4 separate regions of the Homo sapiens genome follow, and regions 1, 2 and 3 are each linked to region 4. Evidence: chromatin contacts called from ENCODE Hi-C data. All regions are on one chromosome and are shown on one strand. Each heading gives the region's core, a stretch centred on a gene start or an enhancer-like site at or near the end of the contact. The rest is flanking DNA. Distances are from core to core; before and after follow the strand shown. Region 1 holds the start of STARD7-AS1 (STARD7 antisense RNA 1). Region 2 holds the start of ZNF514 (zinc finger protein 514). Region 3 holds the start of CIAO1 (cytosolic iron-sulfur assembly component 1). Region 4 holds the start of TXNDC9 (thioredoxin domain containing 9).

What was found. A loop is a pair of places that touch in the nucleus more often than their neighbours do. Pooled maps may share reads with other maps.
Region 1: a loop to region 4 is called in a map of CD4-positive, alpha-beta memory T cell, with 19 times the contacts of the local background. The contact joins the promoter of STARD7-AS1 here to the promoter of TXNDC9 in region 4. A Hi-C loop is called at or near these places in 1 of 168 maps with a recorded cell type or tissue (CD4-positive, alpha-beta memory T cell), 1 of 37 single-sample maps with no recorded cell type and 8 of 50 pooled maps.
Region 2: a loop to region 4 is called in a map of CD8-positive, alpha-beta T cell, with 9 times the contacts of the local background. The contact joins the promoter of ZNF514 here to the promoter of TXNDC9 in region 4. A Hi-C loop is called at or near these places in 1 of 168 maps with a recorded cell type or tissue (CD8-positive, alpha-beta T cell), 1 of 37 single-sample maps with no recorded cell type and 10 of 50 pooled maps.
Region 3: a loop to region 4 is called in a map of B cell, with 25 times the contacts of the local background. The contact joins the promoter of CIAO1 here to the promoter of TXNDC9 in region 4. A Hi-C loop is called at or near these places in 3 of 168 maps with a recorded cell type or tissue (B cell, CD8-positive, alpha-beta T cell and gastrocnemius medialis), 3 of 37 single-sample maps with no recorded cell type and 14 of 50 pooled maps.

The regions. Positions count from the first base shown.
Region 1 is chr2:96,206,829-96,211,525 of GRCh38, reverse strand. STARD7-AS1 (STARD7 antisense RNA 1) reads right to left here and starts at 3,110. Exons shown (of 4, transcript NR_046322.1): 1 at 2,547-3,110. STARD7 (StAR related lipid transfer domain containing 7) reads left to right here and starts at 2,699. Exons shown (of 8, transcript NM_020151.4): 1 at 2,699-3,381. The coding sequence starts at 3,092. RefSeq lists silencers at 2,453-2,672, 3,023-3,282 and an enhancer at 2,415-3,005.
Region 2 is chr2:95,157,976-95,162,259 of GRCh38, reverse strand. ZNF514 (zinc finger protein 514) reads left to right here and starts at 2,412. Exons shown (of 5, transcript NM_032788.3): 1 at 2,412-3,020. RefSeq lists a silencer at 2,336-2,585.
Region 3 is chr2:96,262,837-96,267,477 of GRCh38, reverse strand. It overlaps CIAO1 (cytosolic iron-sulfur assembly component 1), which reads right to left and starts at 1,253. Exons shown (of 7, transcript NM_004804.3): 1 at 989-1,253; 2 at 9-157. The coding sequence starts at 1,127. TMEM127 (transmembrane protein 127) reads left to right here and starts at 1,481. Exons shown (of 4, transcript NM_017849.4): 1 at 1,481-1,609; 2 at 1,966-2,340. The coding sequence starts at 2,097. RefSeq lists enhancers at 1-64, 662-941, 1,172-1,361 and silencers at 1,592-1,641, 1,652-1,861, 1,912-2,221.
Region 4 is chr2:99,335,057-99,339,641 of GRCh38, reverse strand. It overlaps TXNDC9 (thioredoxin domain containing 9), which reads left to right and starts at 3,309. Exons shown (of 5, transcript NM_005783.4): 1 at 3,309-3,403. EIF5B (eukaryotic translation initiation factor 5B) reads right to left here and starts at 2,253. Exons shown (of 24, transcript NM_015904.4): 1 at 2,053-2,253. The coding sequence starts at 2,087. RefSeq lists enhancers at 2,055-2,164, 1,871-2,372, 2,385-2,494, 2,515-2,594, 2,605-2,654 and 5 more and a silencer at 1,825-1,984.

The DNA.
Region 1 (4,697 bases), core at 1,861-4,360, 3.1 Mb after region 4:
GCCTCAGTCTTCCAAGTATCTGGGATTACAGGTATCTGCCACCACGCCCAGCTAACTTTTTGTATTTTCAGTAGAGACAGGGTTTCACCATGTTGGCCAGGCTAGTCTCAAACTCCTAACATTGTGATCTGCCTGCCTTGGCCTCCCAAAGTGCTGGGATAACAGGTGTGAGCCACTGCGCCTGGCCTTCACATAGGCTTTTAAAATTGGCTTTGATGGAACTCTGTTCCATAAGAAATCTTAGATAAGACCTTTTTAAAGCCAAGCCCAGCCATGGGTTTGTACCCTCGAATACCTATGAGTTGGGTAAATTCCTCTCCTCTTGAGGTGTCAAGATAACTTAGGTCTCCTGAGCCTGTTAGAAAGTGACATTCTTTACTTACCACAGGTCAGGAACCTCGTACAGGGACTGTGTTGACATAGTATGAGGCCAGATTTCCCAAGGGGCTCTATAAGTCAATTTTTTGGCTTATTGGCTCTATAAGTCAACTTTGTTTTTTTTTTTTTTGAGACGGAGTCTCGCTCTGTCGCCCAGGGTGGAGTGTAGTGGCGCGATCTCGGCTCACTGCTGCAAGCTCCACCTCCCGGGTTCACGCCATTCTCCTGCCTCAGCCTCCCGAGTAGCTAGGATTACAGGTGCCCACTACCACGCCCGGCTAATTTTTTGTATTTTTAGTAGAGACGAGGTTTCACCGTGTTAGCCAGGATGGTCTGGATCTTCTGACCTCGTGATCCGCCCGCCTTGGCCTCCCAAAGTGCTGGGATTAAAAGTGTGAGCCACCATGCCCGGCCTAGAGCTCTTTTTTCTAAGAAAAAATCCTTTTAAGGCCAGGCACGGTGGGTCATTGAATCGTGAATTCAATGGGTGGTCTCTGAGCAGTCACCCTGAATCAGGCCTGTTAAACTTCTTTCAGGGCTCACTGAATGTGACTAGATAAATAAGGAGTGTTCTCCAAGTTAGGCCTGCTGGATTTTCATCAGCAATTCCTTCAGAGATCCCCTCCATATATACAAACACACACACGAAGACAAGACAGACAGAAGGCCTTCCAAATTAAGGTCCCTAACCAAGAACTCCAAGAGTACCCCTTCCAAACTATCCTCCTATTCTCCATCTGACAAATCTCCCTGAAATATTCCTGATTGAGAAGTCTCCCGAACCAAGACTCTTCCTAGTTAGGGACAGCCAACTGGGATGCCCCAGGAGCCAAACTGAGACAGACACCCCATGGTGGAGCTACAGACACCCACCATGTGGCTACAGAATCAGTCCGGAGAAGGAAGGAGGCACTGGCAGCACCTAGGATACTCAGCAACCTGCCACCCCATGATGGGGCTATAGCTACAGACACTCCATGACCTGGCTACAGCGCCCCGCTATGGAGCTACAGATACCCTGTGACAGGGCTACAGTTATGGGATGTCTCCCCAGGACTATTTCTCCATTGCGATTAAGTCCATGCATATTGGGCTAGCAGTGCCCCACTGGCAGAGACGGTGCCAGAGTTAGCCCCTAGTCCAAGAGAACTATGTGGCCGCTTAGGCTGGCCTCTGGATCTGTCACCAGAGGTGGGGCTACCGAACCATGGACAGGTAGCCACAAGGGGTATCCCAGACGAACCCCCAAATTTGTAACCGTACAATGGGTTCACCTTGCCCACTGCCTAGACAGAGCCGATTTATCAAGACAGGGGAACTGCAATAAAGAGTAATTCACGCAGAGCCCACTATGAGACTGGAGTTTGTTTCAACATTACTCAATCAGTCTCCCTTAGCATTCCGGGATCAGAGTGTTTAAGGATAATTTGGTGGGTGGGGGAAGGCCAGTGAGTCCAGAGTGTTGACTGGTTGGGTCGAGATGAAATAATAGGGAATTGAAGCTGTCCTCTTGCACTGAGTTGGTTCCTGGGTGGGGGCCACAAGGTCAGATGAGCCAGTTTATCCATCTGGGTGGTGCCAGGATCCAACCAGTGCGGGGTCAGCAAAATATCTCAAGCACTGATCTTAAGAGCAGTTTAGGGGGATCACAATATCGTAGCCTCCAGCTGCATGACTCCTAAACCATAATTTCCAATCTTATGGCTAACTTATTAGTCCTACAAAGGCAGTCTAGTTCCCAGATAAGAAGATTTGTTTTGGGAAAGGGCTGTTATCCTCTTTATTTTAAACTATAAACTAAGTTCCTCCCAAAATTAGTTCACCTAAGCTCAGGAATGAACAAGGACAGAAGCAAGATGGAATTGGTTAGGTCAGATCTCTTTCACTGTCTCAGTTTTAATTCTGCAATGGCGGTTATCACTGGGAGCCCCCAGCCCCCGCAGAGACATGCGGAGCCCCGCCCCCACCCTGCACTCTAATAAAGAAGGGGGCCAGCGTGCCGGCCTCTTAAAACAAGTTAACACCTGGCAGGATTCTAACAGGAACCTGGCCAGGTTTCTCCGCGGGGCGGGGCTGGGACGGCCGGAAGATGGCGGCGACGGCGGCAGCCGGGTCCGAGGGTCACTCTCCAATGCGCCCTTGACGGCTCTCGCCGCCGAGCCACCTACCTTGCTAGCAGGCGGCCTCCGCGCATGCATGAAGGGGCAGGAGGGGGCGGTGACGAGCACTTCACGGCGCCAATGAGCACCCAGGAGCCCAGGTCGCGCCCAATCACGGCCCAGGTGGCGGAGAAAAAGTAGGGTGCGCGCGCGCCGCGCGTGTGGCAGTCGCGGAAGGCGCGGGAGCTTGCGTGCTGCTGGGCCTGAGCTGTCTGTCTCGTTTCTGTCCGCGCGCCCTGCATCCCGGCCCCGGGCGCCCGCTGGAGGTCGCCGAGGAGCCACAGGGCTGACTGGTCTGCTGCCCGGGCCCAGGAGTGCCTGGTGTAGCAGTCGCGGAGCCATCCCGGCGTCTGCTGCCATGACCGACTCTCCCCTCAGAGGAGACTCTTCCTCAGCGGTGGCTGCAGAGACAGATGAGCGGCGGCTCCTGGCCGCGGGACCGTGAGACGGGTTCGTGGCCGGCCATTTAGGGGGACGCTGCGACCACCGCCTGCGCCCCTCCGGACTGGTTCCTTGGGCCCCGGAAGCTCGCGGCGGGCCCTGCGGGAGGCGGCATGCTCCCGCGGAGGCTGCTGGCCGCCTGGCTGGCGGGGACGCGGGGCGGGGGCCTGCTGGCGCTTCTGGCCAATCAGTGCCGCTTCGTCACGGGCCTGCGCGTGCGGCGCGCGCAGCAGATCGCGCAGCTCTACGGCCGCCTCTACTCCGAGAGCTCACGCCGCGTTCTCCTCGGCCGCCTCTGGCGCCGGCTGCACGGCCGTCCTGGCCATGCCTCTGCCTTGATGGCGGCGTTAGCCGGCGTCTTCGTTTGGGACGAGGAGAGGATCCAGGAGGAGGAGTTGCAGAGGTGGGCGCTGCGGCGAGCTCTTTCTGGGCCGTGGGGTGGGGGGGCTTGTGAACCCTGGGGCCTGCCCTGTGGTCGTTGGCCCTTGTTTACCCGGTGGTCTTTTAATTGGCAATACAGTCGATTGAACCTGCTTCAGCAAACCGCGTTGTTATTTGTCTCTGTGTGTCAATTTGCATTTGTCGGGTTATAAAATAGAACTGAAAGTGTGTAGGCTGGTGTGTAGGAGGGAGACTTTGAGTGGGGCGAGCAAGACAGTAAAGAAACAACACTGTAGAAATCAATTAGATAGCGAAGGCATGGAGGCCCTTGTTCATGTAATCTGTAATCTTTAACACAACCAGAAAGGTGCAAATTCAAAACAAATTTTAAATTTGGCCTAAGGGTGGTGGGCTGCTATTTGCAAAATGACTTCAATCCAGATGGGACTCAGGCCTGTGAGAAAAGCCAGGAGAGCCCTCTGTCATCGTGACTCGTGGCAAAATTGAGAGCCTGGAAGCGATTTTGTCCAGGTTACACAAACCAGCAGCCCAGACATTTGAACCTGTAAGAATTAGGTCAGATTTTTGCGACGTTAACTAGAACTTTGGGAATAGTGTCCCATTAGACTCTGAAGTCATGCTGTCGTCATCAAAACTGTGAAAAGCCCAGTACCATTGATTACGTTTGTTAATCTGTAGTTCTGAGACTGTAGTTTCCAGGTAATGTCATGGGGAAACTTTGCTTTGGTTTTTGGTTTACCTTGTGTCTGTATTTTCTTTGCAACAGATATTCTTAAACTGTGCCCTCCCTGCACAGAAAGTACTTTGCCGTGATTTCGGGAACCAGAGACAATCCCCTCCCTCCGCAGATTCCACACTCGCCTGTTTATTCTTGATATTTCCTCCACAGGGAAACAACCTGTTATTCCACATTTTTTGTTAGGTTAAAAATGGAAATACCCCAATAAAGTTTATACCATGGCCTGTGTGGGAGGTGTAACACCCAGATGCCAGGCAGCTATTTGTGCCACACTATGAATTGTGGGTAAATGCAAGTCTATCTTAAGAACTGGGAATACTTTTCCTAGCAGGAAAGATAACTTTTATAAATGCAACTTAAAATAATAACCACAAACAACCTTATTCACAAAAAAGTTAAGCTATCAAAGCGTGATAGGTATTTTGCCTAGTTCCTATTAGTATTCTTTTGCTACTTGGCCATTGGTTATAATCACAGTCTCTTGGGTGTGGGAAATAAAAGAATAGGAAGAAAACTTCTAAGTTGACAAATTATCATTAACTTTTAATTTTCATTTTTGATGATGAAATGTCCGTGTT
Region 2 (4,284 bases), core at 1,163-3,662, 4.2 Mb after region 4:
ATGGAGTCTTGCTCTGTCACCCAGGCTGGAGTGCAGTGTTGCAACCTCGGCCCACTGCAGCCTCTGCCTCCCGGGTTCCAGAGATTTTCGTGCCTCAGCCTCCTAGGTAGCTGGGATTACAGGCGCACGCCACCACACGCGGCTAATTTTTGTATTTTTAGTAGAGACGGGGTTTAGTAGAGACAGGTGTGAGCCACTGCGCCCGGCCGCCAGTCTTAAAAATTTACAAACTGTATGATTCCATTTATGTGACATTCAGGAAAAGGCAAAACTATAGGGAAGGTAACAGAGCAGTGGTCACGGGTTGGGGTGGAAGAGGCATTTGACTGCAAAGGAGCAGTAAAAGGAATATTGAAGGTGATGGAGAGTGTATAGGCTGGTGAGGACTGGAGCCCCACCAACAGTGCTTTGAGATCAAATGGTGCACTAGAGCACTGAGCAGGAGAGAGAATATTCCTGGGGTAATGAATGTGCATTGTAACAAACAAGGGCCTCTGGATCAAGATCTGTCCCAAAGGACACAATGTAAGAGTGGGGAATTTCAGACACTGCAGCAGGCCTACAGAATGGGCATCAGGGAAAGGCAGTGGCCCTCAAGTTCTTCTGAAGTAGTTCCATTTCTAGTTCTGTTGAGCCATCAATGAGATGAAAATCTTTTCTCATTTGTCCATCCCCTCACCTTTTTGGTTCGGAGCACCGAAGATGGAAAAGCTCCTATATCAGCCATGGTTCCCAGACAATGTCCCCCTGCGTGGAAAAGGGCTTGCTTGCTGCGCCATCCTGGCCATCTGTGCCACTGGAAGTGCTGGCAGAAAAGTGAAACAGAGACTGCAAAAGCAGGAAAGGAGAATGGTCTCTTTGCCTTGATTTCGTGTTATTTTGTCTTTGCCTTGATTTTGTAAGTTATTTTGTCCTGAACTCCTAAATAGGGTTGATAAACCAATCTCTCTGTCCTCACAAGTGGCCCTTCTCTGGCTGAGGACTGCCTCCAGAAAACCACCGTTTTAATACTCAGACTGTGTCTTAGGCATTGGCGCTGCTATAACAGAGTGTCTTAAACTGGGGAATTTGTAAACAACACAAATTTGTTGTTCACAGTTCTGGATGCTGGGAAATGCAATATCAACGTGCCAGCCAGTTCAGGGGCTGGTGAGGGTACGTTTCTCATAGATGGCACCTTCTGTGTCCTCACATGGCAGGAGGAGCAAAGGGGGCTTAAGGCCCGTTTTTATTTTTATTTATTTATTTAATTTATTTTTTGAGACGGAGTCTTGCTCTGTCGCCCAGGCTGGAGTGCAGTGGCACGATCTTGGCTCACAACCTCTGCCTCCCGGGTTCAAGCAATTCTCCTGTCTCAGCCTCCTGAGTAGCTAGGATTACAGGCGTGCACCACCACGCCCAGCTAATTTTTAAATATATTTTTGGTAGAGACAGGGTTTCACCATGTTGGCCAGGCTGGTCTCAAACTTCTGACCTCAAGTGATCCGCCCGCCTTGGCCTCCCAAAGTGCTGGGATTACAGATGTGAGCCACCACGACCGGTCTAAGGGCTGTTTTTAAAGGGCACTAATCTCATTCATGAGGGCAGAGTCTTCCAAAGGCTCCACTTCTTAATACTATCACCTTGGGAGTTAGGTTTCAACATATGAATTTGAGGGGGACACATACATTCAGACCATAGCAGGCCGTTTTTCCATTTCTTTTGGGTCCTAAATGATATTTGTTTCTGGAGTAGGAGGGCGTTCAAAGTCCTCTTTTGTTCTTCAGCACCCTTCGCTGAATTCAGGGGCAGATGGAGAAAGGCAAGAGGCACGGGGCAGCCTGTAGAAGCAGTATCTAGCACTGAGTCCCCAGTATCCCCTAGGCACGCCAGGAGAGCCTCCTGGAAATCCTCACTCAGCAGATCCAGGGTAGGAACGCGGCTTCTGTTGAATAGCCTTACATCGAGATATGCAGGTTGGGGGCGGTGGCTCACACCTGTAATCACAGCACTTTGGGAGGCTGAGGCGGGAGGATCATCTGAGGTCAGAATTCGAGACCAGCGTGGCTAACATAGTGAAACCCCGTCTCCACTAAAAATACAACAAATTAGCTGGGCGTGGTGGCGGGAACCTGTAATCCCAGCTCCTACGGAGGCTGAGACACGAGAATTACTTGTACCCAGAAGACAGGTTGCGGTGAGCCGAGAGCGCGCCCCTGCACTCCCACCTGGGCGACAGAGTGAGGCTGTCTCCCCCCTCCCCCCAAAAAACGAGAGAGATATGAGGCTCAGCTACCAAAGTCACGCGCGAGAAGGGAAATGCTTGTAGGTCCCTGCCCTTGGGGGAGAGCGGAGTGAAAACCGGCGCGTGGCCGGCGAGCACGGCCCCTCCCAGCGGAGGTCCTACAGGCGCCCGCGAGCCCCGCCTCTCCAGCTTCGCCGCGCCAGCACCCCGCCACCGGCGCTGGCTCTGAAGGGCCCCGGCGGCGGCCGCGTCTGCGCAAGCTCGGGACGGCCTCGGGAGGCGGGGCTGGCGCGGGGCGGACGCGGGGGCTGGCGCGGGGCGGACGCGGGGGCTGGCGCGGGGCGGACGCGGGGGCTGGCGCGGGGTGGCGGGCGGGGGCTGGCGCGGGGTGGCGGGCGGGGGCTGGCGCGGGGTGGCGGGCGGGGGCTGGCGCGGGGTGGCGGGCGGGGCCTGGTCCTGTGAGCGTTCGGAGACTGCGGGCGCGCAGACCTGTACTGGGCCCGCGCCCCGGCCCCTTACAGAGCTGGGTGTGTCCCTCCGAGTGCCCCCCGCTAGGGACTGTGCAGGCCGGAGCTAGGCAGGGACAGCGGGGCGAACCGGGCTGATAGAGTCGGTCCCTGCTCCTGTGAGGCTCTCACCGAATCCCTGCTGTTTCCGGGCAGCTGAAGAGCGCTGGGCCCTCGCGTCGCGGGCGTGGCTGTGGCCGTGTCTCCTGGTAGTCTGAGCCCACTGTGCGTGTGGATCCACGTGGGAGCTGGGTTCCAGAGCCTGGTCCTGAGGAGGAGCCGAGCCGGGGGTAGGAGGCCGGACTTGGCGAGGGAAGAGCACGACCCCGGGCAGCAGTGCGCCGCGCTGGGCGCACCGGGGTTTGCCGGCCCTGCTCTGGGCCCTGCAGGTCCGCTGGCCCCGCCGCGCCTAGTGGGGATGCCCCGTGTCCCCCAGGCAGCCCCAGCCTGCGTCCCGCTCCCTGAACCCTCGGGAGGACCACAGGGCTGTGGCCGAAAGACAGAGATTTGGACCTAGTGAAAGGACGCCGCTCCTTAGCCCCAGCTATGGACTCCACAGCATCAGGTTTGGCTCTGGAGCGTGCAGAGGGCCAGGAGCCCTCTTGGGGAGCTAGTACCGAGCCCGATATCAGGAGGACCCCAGGAAGAGGCCGGGGAATCCCACTGAAGGGTGAGGCTGTACTTCATCTGCCTTCCGTGTGGCGACATCTAACCTTCCAGACCCAGAAGGCTGAAGCCGCAGTCTCCTGGGTCTGGCAGGGGTCTCTAGATGACCGTGGCGGAGGTGGAGGGGATGGCCATGGAAAATTGTCCCAATGGCCAGAGGAGAGCAGAAGAGGATCTGATCTCTTCCTGCTGCGGCAGGGAGAGGGCAAGCAAACCCAAGAGGGAGTGGCCCTTGGCCAGGGATCAGAGGACGATAGGGCCATTTGGAGCCTTGTCATCCACCTCCTTAATCACCTCACTAATAAGGTTCTTCCAGTCGTTCTAGCTCAGCGGTGTATAAGGTCAGCAGTGTACATGGTGGGTATCTCCTCTGAGCCCCTTCCCCCAATAGCGTTGGGGGCAGGGCAATCCAGGTGACCCAGGAGGTTTTAAGCCAGTCCTAAGTTTAGAACGTCCTATCTCTAACCAGGTGGGCATTTTAATCCGACTGTTCATCCTTCAGTGCACATGCTCAAGGACACATAACTGGCCAGTGGAAGAACTGGGCCCAGTCCGTGGGCTTCCCACCCCCTCTTTTTTCCTTTATACCCTTGTTAATCAGTGTGGCTCTGGGAACAGCAGAGGCATTGCCCAGAAGTTCTCTAGAATTGCAGACTCTGGGGCCCCACACATCCTCAAACAGTGTCTTAGCAAGTCTTGAGCCAGAGTTTAACAAGATCCTCAGGGATCCACACACACATGAAGCTTGAGGAATGCCTAACTGTGCTATGCTTACACCCATGTTGTTAGCCTTAACTACTTCTCTGGCATGGTTTGGGTTAGTTTTTTTGTTTGTTTTAAGGCTTTTATGAACAGTATGATGCAAAGCTTTATAATGAAGGAGCTCTC
Region 3 (4,641 bases), core at 4-2,503, 3.1 Mb after region 4:
CTGGGTACCTCAAAGTCATCCTGGTTCTTCTTCCAAATGCAAGTGGTAGCATCAAAGCTGGCAGAGGCCAGGTAATTACCGCAGGGGGACCAGGCTACCTTCCGCACGGTGCGCTGGTGGCCTTCAGAAAGGACAGACTTGCAGATCCAGCTGTCACCTAAAGGCGGAGCGCAGGCCAGGCTCTGGAGCTGGGTGCAGCACCATGAAGCCATTCAATATCAGGGGCTAGCACTGGAATCAAGCTAGTGGGGGAAAGCTCAGGGAGTGTATTTCACAGCTTTTACAAAGATGCAAATGAATCTACTTCGTCTGGAAGCTTTTTTTTTTTTTTTTTTTTTTTTTTGAGACGGAGTTTTTGCTCTGATGCCCAGGCTGGGGTGCAATGGCACAATCTCGGCTCACTGCAATCTTCGCCTCCTGGGTTCAAGGGATTCTCCTGCCTCAGCCTCCCGAGTAGCTGGGATTACAGGTGCCCGCCACAACGCCCAGCTAATTTTGTAGTTTTAGTAGAGACGGGGTTTCACCATGTTGGCCAGGCTGGTCTTGACCTCTTGACCTCAGGTGATCTACCCGCCTCTGCTTCCCAAACTGCTAGGATTACAGGCGTGAGCCACCGCGCCCAACCTCTGGAGGCATCTTTCTAAAACAAATCTGATCTAAAATTGCTATTGGTTCCCCAATGCCCTCGGGATAAAATGTGACCATCCAGTCGCAAGTTACTCTGAAGGCCACTTTCCTAACACCTCTCTTTTCCCATTTTCCTGCCTCTGCAGCTAACACAATTCCCTTGACATTTCAGCTTGTCTGCTGACGTTTTTCCTCCCAACAGTCGCAGACTTCTTTGCCTGTAAAGCCCTTCTCGGCGTGGCTAACATCCCACTCTCCCTCCGCCAGGAACAGGTTCAGCCTCCCCTGCAGGCTGAGCGCCTGCACTACGCGCAGGCTGAGCCCTCAGCGCTGAGGGCCGCGCAACCAGGCTGGGCCTTACCCTCCGTGCCCCAGATGCGGATTCTCCGGTCGCCGCCGCACGAGGCCAGCAGGGTCCCCGCGGGGTTCCAGGCCAGGAACCAGCAGCGGGAGTCCGGGTGCGCCGGGACACGGCCCAGCAGCACCAGCGAGTCCTTCATGTCGGCCCGACGCAGGGGGAGGTGGGGGCGGGCAGAGTCCGCTGAGCAGACAGCGGGTCTCACCGCGCGCGTCTGCGTACCGCCCACTCCAGGCTTCCGCGGCCGACAGAGGCTCCCGCTTCCGCCGGAGGACCTGGGTCGCCCCGGAAACTCAACTGCCCACTGCTGCGGCCGCCATACCCTCTGGGAGTTGTAGTCGCTCCCCTCACCTCGGCAGGGAAAGCATCGCGGGACCGCCTCGAACTACCAGTCCCGTGAGGCCCTGCGCAGAGCCGGCGGCGCGCCCAGGCTGTGACGCGCGCGGGGGACGGGGCGGGGAGCCGGAGGAGGCGGAGGCAGAGGAGGAGGAAGCCGGAAGTGCATCGGCCCCGGGTCTGTCCGGGCGTTGCGGGATTGGGGCCTGGGAACGCTCGGCCCCCGGCAGCCGAGAAGCCCGTGACTGGGCTGAGCAGCACCATCCCAGCCCTGGGGCCTGCTGACTGGTGAGGAACAGTGGGCGGCGTGGGGAGGGTCTTTTCTGCGCACAGGTCGCACCCCAAACCGCCGGTCCCAGATCACGGGTCCCCGATCCCCGCGGCCCAGCCCGGTCCTCCGCCCCTCGGCATCCTCTGGCTGAGACCCTGACTCCGGGTCTTTGCTCTAGCAGTAGCCGATCCCCGATCCCTCCGCCCCCCACTCGAGTCTGCCCAGACCCCATCTGGCCCCTGGCCCTCTTCGGTTGTCGTCCCGCAGTCCCATTCCGGAGTCTCCTGTCTCCGCCCCCCGAATTCCCGCAGCCCTCCCCGTCTCCGTCAGCCCCGGGTCCCACCCCCCTATCCTCTGGTGTCAACCCTGACAGCCCAGTCCCGGCTTCACCTGCAGCGAACCCGGAGCGTTGCTATCCTCCACCGGACTGTCAGGCTCTGCGCGCCCCGCGGAGGTCGGCGGCGACCAGCAGCGACTGCGGAGCGACGGCGGGCGGCCCCGGGCATGTACGCCCCCGGAGGCGCAGGGCTGCCCGGCGGGCGCCGGCGGAGGAGCCCGGGAGGCAGCGCTCTGCCCAAGCAGCCGGAGCGTAGCCTGGCCTCGGCCCTGCCTGGCGCCCTGTCTATCACGGCGCTGTGCACTGCCCTCGCCGAGCCCGCCTGGTTGCACATCCACGGAGGCACCTGTTCGCGCCAGGAGCTGGGGGTCTCCGACGTGTTGGGCTATGTGCACCCGGACCTGCTGAAAGGTGAGGGTGCTGCGCGCTGGCCCTTAAAGCCTCGGTGGGGGACAGAATGTGTTCTGGCTGAAGCAGAGATAGCCAGGGACCAGACACTTGGTTGAAGGAAACGGCCCCATAACTGCCTGGTGTTCATGCCCACCAGGTGGCTCTGTTTGGGGTCCGGCCCCTCATTAATTCTGATGTTATTCAGCTAAGCACCTACTCCTCACAGCCATGTTAATCCGGACTGCTGCTATTTTAGGATTCTGCTGGAGGAAGGACGCTGTGTATCGAGAAAAGATAAGGGTGCTAGGTATCACAGTTAGCTGGCCTCTTCTAAGGATCCTGTGAAATACGGAAAAGCTTCTTTGGGGCAGACTGATTAATGGAGAAAAAGGAACTTTTAATATGACTAGGTTTTAAAAGATATCTTAGAGTTCTATGGTAATCGGATGCGTATTAGAGAAGAAGGGAATCTGTGGCATTTTAGGTAATCGGAAGACCGTTCCATTGCCACCCGCAGTACAACAGTCGGAATGTGGCTCTTGGAACCATTATAGGTGTGCCTGACAGAGGCAAGGTTGCTTTGTTCATCATCATGCTTTCCGGCCAGATAGACAGCAGACGATGGGAGGGTCCTATGGGCCCCATAGTTTATCCTGCCCATTCTTGTCTCCAGTAAAAATTGTGAAGTGTGAGGACAGGACTGGACTGTATCACCTGCTTTTTACCCTAACAATGATCAATGTACCCCAAACAGTCCTTAGTAACAGCATAGTTCATCAACCCCAAGGTCTTTTGAGCCATCTTGAAGGTCTTATATCCTCTCTGTGCTATCCTGTCTGTGCTATTCCCTGGCTGTGATGCATTCCAGATGTTTACTGCACCGCCTATCAGAAGCACTTCCTGTTAGATATCTGCGTGTTACCTCCTGAAGAATTCAGGCACTGGGATTTGGTGAAAAGGTCCAAGTTCCCCGCTGTGCATCGGACCATACTCTGCTTCTGCAGGTCTAGGCTGAAAAGCCTCATCCTTGTGGCCAAATGTTGCCTTTCTCTGAGTGTTCTCTTACTGTTTTGCATCTCTCTTGAGTTTTAGAAGCTGTAGGGTGATTTTGTAGAAGGTTGGGGACAACTGGTTGTTTCCAGATTTCACCTTAATGGTACTCTTTGCTGGGTTGGCTCATTAAAGCCAAAGTTATGCACACGACAGAGGCCTTATATGCAGCCTTTTCTCTGTCATGTTGCTAATGGCACAAAGAGCATTAAGCTTGAGTGAGTCTTGGTGGTTTTTCTTTTAGCACATTGCCCTGTACTTGCTTTCTTTGAAGCACACATACCACCTTCCCACCACTAGACCCATCAGATCTAGAAAGCTAGATCTCCGAAATCTAGCACTGCATGGGGTGTGCTTAGCTGTGGCTCAGAAAAATGAAGGATCTCCCCAAGGCTACCCAGTTTAGGGTGGCAGAGCTGGGACTACCCCACCTCTGTTGATGCCAATATAAAATGATGCCGTGTCATTTATAGTTTTTATCCTTTGTTTTACTTCAGCTGTCATAAGGAGCAATCTCATAATTATTTCACTTTGGTGTGCATCCTTGTCGAAGGCATGTTAAAAATAAAAGTAAATTTTTGAGCCGGGCGTGGTGGCAGGCATCTGTAATTCCAGCTACTTGGGAGGCTGAAGCAGGAGAATCGCTTGAACTTGGGAGGCCGAGGTTGCAGTGAGCTGAGATCGCGCCATTGCGCTCCAGCCTGGGCAACAAGAGCGAAACTCCATCTCAAAAAAAAAAAAAAAAAAAGAAAGGCCAGGAACTGGCTCACACTTCTGATCCCAGCACTTTGGGAGGCCGAGGCGGGTGGATTGCCTGAGGTCAAGAGTTGGAGACCAGCTTGGCTAACATGGTGAAAGAAACCCTGTCTCTACTAAAAATACAAAAATTAGCTGGGTGTGGTGGCACACGCCTGTAGTCCCAGATACTCTGAAGGCTGAGGCAGGCGAATCGCTTGAACCCAGGAAGTAGAGGAGTTGCAGTGAGCCCAAGATCACACCACTGCACTCCAGCCTGGGCAACAGAGCAGAGCAAGACTCCATCTCAAAAAAAAAAAAAAAAGTAAATTCTTGGTGCAGGTTCTTCTTTGTTCACATGTGTATTTACCCTTTCTAAGAAATTATTCGGGCCAGGCCAGGCATGGAGGCTCACACCTGTAATCCCAGTACTTTGGGAGGCCAAGGCGGATGGATCACCTGAGGTCAGGAGTTCAAGATCAGCCTGGCCAACATGGTGAAACCCCATCTCAACTAAAAATACAAAAATTAGCCAGG
Region 4 (4,585 bases), core at 2,060-4,559:
TACTAGGGAGGCTGAGGTGGGAGGATCACTGGCCAGGAGTTCAAGACCTGACTGGGCAACATAGTGAGACTGCCCCTCCATCTCCAAAAAACAAAACAAAACAAAAACACATATATATGTAATTTTAATCTAAAGAACACATTTGTGTAATCCTAAACCAAACGAACGAATTGAAAAAAAAACTGTAATAAGACAATCAGGGAAATCAGCAAACTGACTGAATATTTGCTAATGTTTAAGAATCACTATTAATATTTCTTACAGATATACTTGGTGGATTTACAGATGAAAAGCTAATGAGATTTGCTTTAAAATATCTAGTAGGTGGGGGCCAGGGGCGATGGATCACGCCTGTAATCCCAGCACTTTGGGAGGCCGAGGCGGGCGGATCACCTGAGGTCGGGAGTTCGAGACCAGCCTGACCAACATGGAGTAACCCCGTCTCTACTAAAAATACACAACTAGCCGGATGTGGTGGTGCATGCCTGTAATCCTAGCTACTCGGAGGCTGAGGCAGGAGAATCGCTTGAACCAGGGAGGTGGAGGTTGCAGTGAGCCGAGATCGCGCCATTGCCCTAAGTTTCTTGTTGTCTGGGCAACAAGAGGGAAACTCCGTCTCAAAAAAAAAAAAAAAATGTATATATATATTTGTGTATATATTTGTATATATATATATTTATATATATGTGTGTATATATATTTGTATATATATATATATACACACACTTCTAGTAGGTGGGATGAAACCAAGCAGGTCATGTGCTAACAATGGTTGAAGGCAGGTAATTAATACATAAAGGCTCATTATACTCAGTTCTCTATTTTCTAGAGACAGCTGAACATTAGCAAGGAAAAAAGTACCCTATACATCAAAAATTCCTGTCAAAAGTACAGAAATTTGTGTTCCCCTACATCACCCATAATCCTTATTTTCTCATTCATCTGGTTTAACAATAATTCAATTCTCCAAACCAATTAACTTCCTCCAATAGACCTAAAACTGAAATACAAGACTATCTTTGTTGTCTTTTAATTCTACTCATAAGCTAGTCAAACGCTAGGTGAGAAAACGATCCAGGCTTCCAATTTATAATTAGTAAACTTATTTTAACTTCAAGACAACATATCTGTTTTGAGTCAGACTGATGAACTAGCACTAGTTTTTTTAATTTACCTTACTCTCCGCCTCGTATTTAAGTTTGGTGGGTAGTGTACGAACGTGTAATGTAACAGATGTTGTTCACTCCCAGGAAGTCAACTCTTTCCATCATGAGTAACAGAACTCAATCGAATGTGACACACAGAAATGTCTCAAAAATCTCTAGGTAAGTAACTCGCATATACCCTTATCCTCCCTCCCCAAAGCATTGCAGGTGGTTAGAAAGGAGCGACCTCGGTTGGTTGGTTTCTTCTTCTTCCCTTCCTTTCTTAGGGGAAGGCTAGAGAGCAAAGAAACGACAAAAAAAAACAGGCCGGAAGAAGGAAAGCGAAAAGCATGAGGGCTGGACAATCAGCCCTTAAATAAACGAAAACTGTATCCAAATCAGATTAAGTTGAGAGACAGCGAACTGCTAAACACCTCCCCATAACTCTAACGTACCTGAAACCGCGAGTAGAGAAACCCGGCCGTACATCACATTCAAGCTCCCTTCCCTCCCAAAGTACTCACAGGTATAAGAGGCATAAAAAGAACTTCCCCACCCTCGCCAAGAGTAGCGCGGAAAAAAACTCACACTGGCCTGGGCCACGCTGGCGAAGCCGCCTGACCCTCCCCGCGCGACCAGGAACCCTCAAATGACTACCCCGCTCCTCAGGCCGGGGAAGGGGTGCCGGGGGAGCGAGGCTCGACTGGGAGGACCCGCCCGCCGTCGAGGCCCTACGTGCCCACCCGGCCCGGGGGCTTGGGCCCGCTCCGCACACTCTGGGCCCAGGCCTGGTACCCCGCGAAGCTCATCGCGAGCCCAGACCCCGGTCCGACGCCGCGCCCGGCGAGACCCGCACACTCCACTGAGCCACGGCGGCCGCCGCCGTACGGACCCAACCCCTATCTACCTGTCTTCGCTCTTGTTTTTCTGTTTCTTCCCCATTGCTTGTCAATGGCGCTCGTGGCCCCAGCCCCTCTATTCGGTCTCTCACAGACCCACTGTCTCCCGGCTGACTTTGGTCTCCGCTCAGCTCTTTTCCCCTCGTGCTGCCGCCGCTCGCACCCGGCTCTCCACAGACCCGCGCACTGGAACAGGACACATATGGTGTGAGTTCTCAGTGCGCAAGCGCATCGCCCAGCCGCCTCGGCGTGAGGACGCAGGGCGCGGCTCATCGAGAGCTGCGCTTCGGGTAGAGCGTCTCCGGTTGACCGGCCGACCAGGCAGCAGCCCGAGCGCCCCCTGCCCTCAAGCGTCCGCCACGAGCCGACACCCGCGGGTTTTCCACGTTCTAGAACCCGGAGGTGGACAATGAAGCTGTCAATTTCGCCACCTCACCCCTCTCCCAACGGGGAACGCACGCTTCGGTTCAGGAGTGGGCTTTGGGCTTCCCTTTATATCTTTGTATTCTCAGCCGCACGAAGTTCAGTAAAGAACCACAACGAACCAATAGAGTCCTCTGGGGGTTTGCGAGAGAGATAAATTCAGGACAAAATAGGGACCTCTCAGTAACATCCATGCATTATGCATTATGTACAGTCACTGAATAAAACAGAACAGGACACAGCCGATCAATTCCCTAACATAGGTCTTCAGCTTCACCCTCAAAGCGAGGGCGAGTTCTAAAAATTCCTGTGTTTCGAAGAGTCAAGAGGGGACCTACAGGGGTGGTGGAAAATGTTCTATATCTGGATCTGGCCGGTGATATTTTGGGTTTTAACTATGCAAAAGTTAATTGTGCTGTATATGTTTATGCCTCGACTTTAGGAAAAATGTTAACAAAAGAAAACAAAAAAAAGAAAAATGTTCATTCAACACTAACAGAATGGAAACGCAGTTCAAGCGTCACGGCTGAGCGAGAGCACAGCTGTCTCATTTCCAGTCTGGCGCACTGGACCGTGAATACTGAAGCACGCTCCTGAGAAAGTCCGGCCACGACAGCCTGCGCACTAAGAAACTGCAACTCCCACAATGCTTTGCGGCCTTCCAGTTCGGCCGTGTACCCGGAGGAAAGCAAGGGTCGGACACCTTGGGTTCCGGGCTGCTGGGCGGGAGGCGCACGCGCAGAACTGTTCGCCACCCGACCGCCCGCCCCTTCCTCTGGCGTCCAAGGTGATATCGCGCGAGGTTCGCAGCCAATAAGGAGGCGGATGTGACGGCCCGTTTGCAGCCGCCGGCAGCTACTGCAAGGCAAAAGCCGGAGTGGACGTGTCTTTTGAAACTGCTGCTCTTTCACTTCTCAGGCGTCACCGAGAGCTCAGGTGAGGCAGAGGGTAGTGAGAAGAATCCGACCACCACGTCCGGGTGCTGGTGAACATTCTGCTGCTCCACATCCGGAGCGGAGGAGGGGCGCGGCCCCAGCACCGGTGTCGGTGTCCTGGCAGAGGCTCTTGCGCAAGCGCACCAGGAGGCGTCGAAGTTGGGGCCACCGGGACTGTGCTTTCCTCTGTTTCCCCGGGCGCAGGGAGTGGCCGGCTTGCCATTGGGGAGGTACCTGGGGTTCAGTTAAGGACCAGGCCCCTTGATTGTTTTGGCGGATACCTGTAAGGGTGTCCAGGAAATGACTAGGGAATTTGAGGACGCGCTGTGTCCCGTCCCACCCTTCCAGCGGAGCTGTAAAAAGGAAGAATCAGAGGCTGTGGTTTGAAAAATGAAAAGCTAACGAGGGGTTGCATCGTCTCTTTACCCCATTCTCAATGCTCTGACCACCAACACCTACACCCAGAATAGCTCTTCTTAATCTCGTCTTTTTCCAGTTATCCCATAATTAAATTCTGGGCTCATTCTATAAAGTTCCAGGGTAGGCATTCTCTGTGCTTATCCCTGGAGCACAGCTTCCAACGTTCAATTCAGTATCTTATTATCTTCTCCTTCCAGCCCCCTCACTGAGGGTCACAGTCCTACTGACATTTTTCTTGGGCGATAGGGAGCGTGGAAATCTTTGCTGTGTTTGAAATACAGCACCTTTCCAATTTTATAGCACTCACGAGGAGCTTACAATTTGGTTTTTTAGACTCAAATACTTTTGAAACTTAACAGTGTAGTAATTTGAACAGAAGTCAGGCACGTGTTCATTCAACGTTAAATACATGTTTATTGAGTACCTGCTGTGTTCTATGGAGATACAAAGATGAAATCAAGTATGCTTTTCAAATCCTTTTCCTGTAAAGAAAAAGGAATCAGAATTGAAGTTTGCAAGAATATTTCTCTTCAGCTCAACGTTTATAGAGGGCCTGTGTGGGTCAGAATCTGTGTCAGAAGCTGAGTGAATGAATTCACAGTTTGTTGTGAAGTTTGGGGTGCTTCAGTATTATTTGCAAATGTATCATAGTTCATTGATATGCAACAGCCTCCTGCTTTGATAGGCAAATTATAAATCATTTCTGCAGTAATAACCCTGAGATACACATAAACTTGCCCTCTAATTGTTGGTATAAAATTTC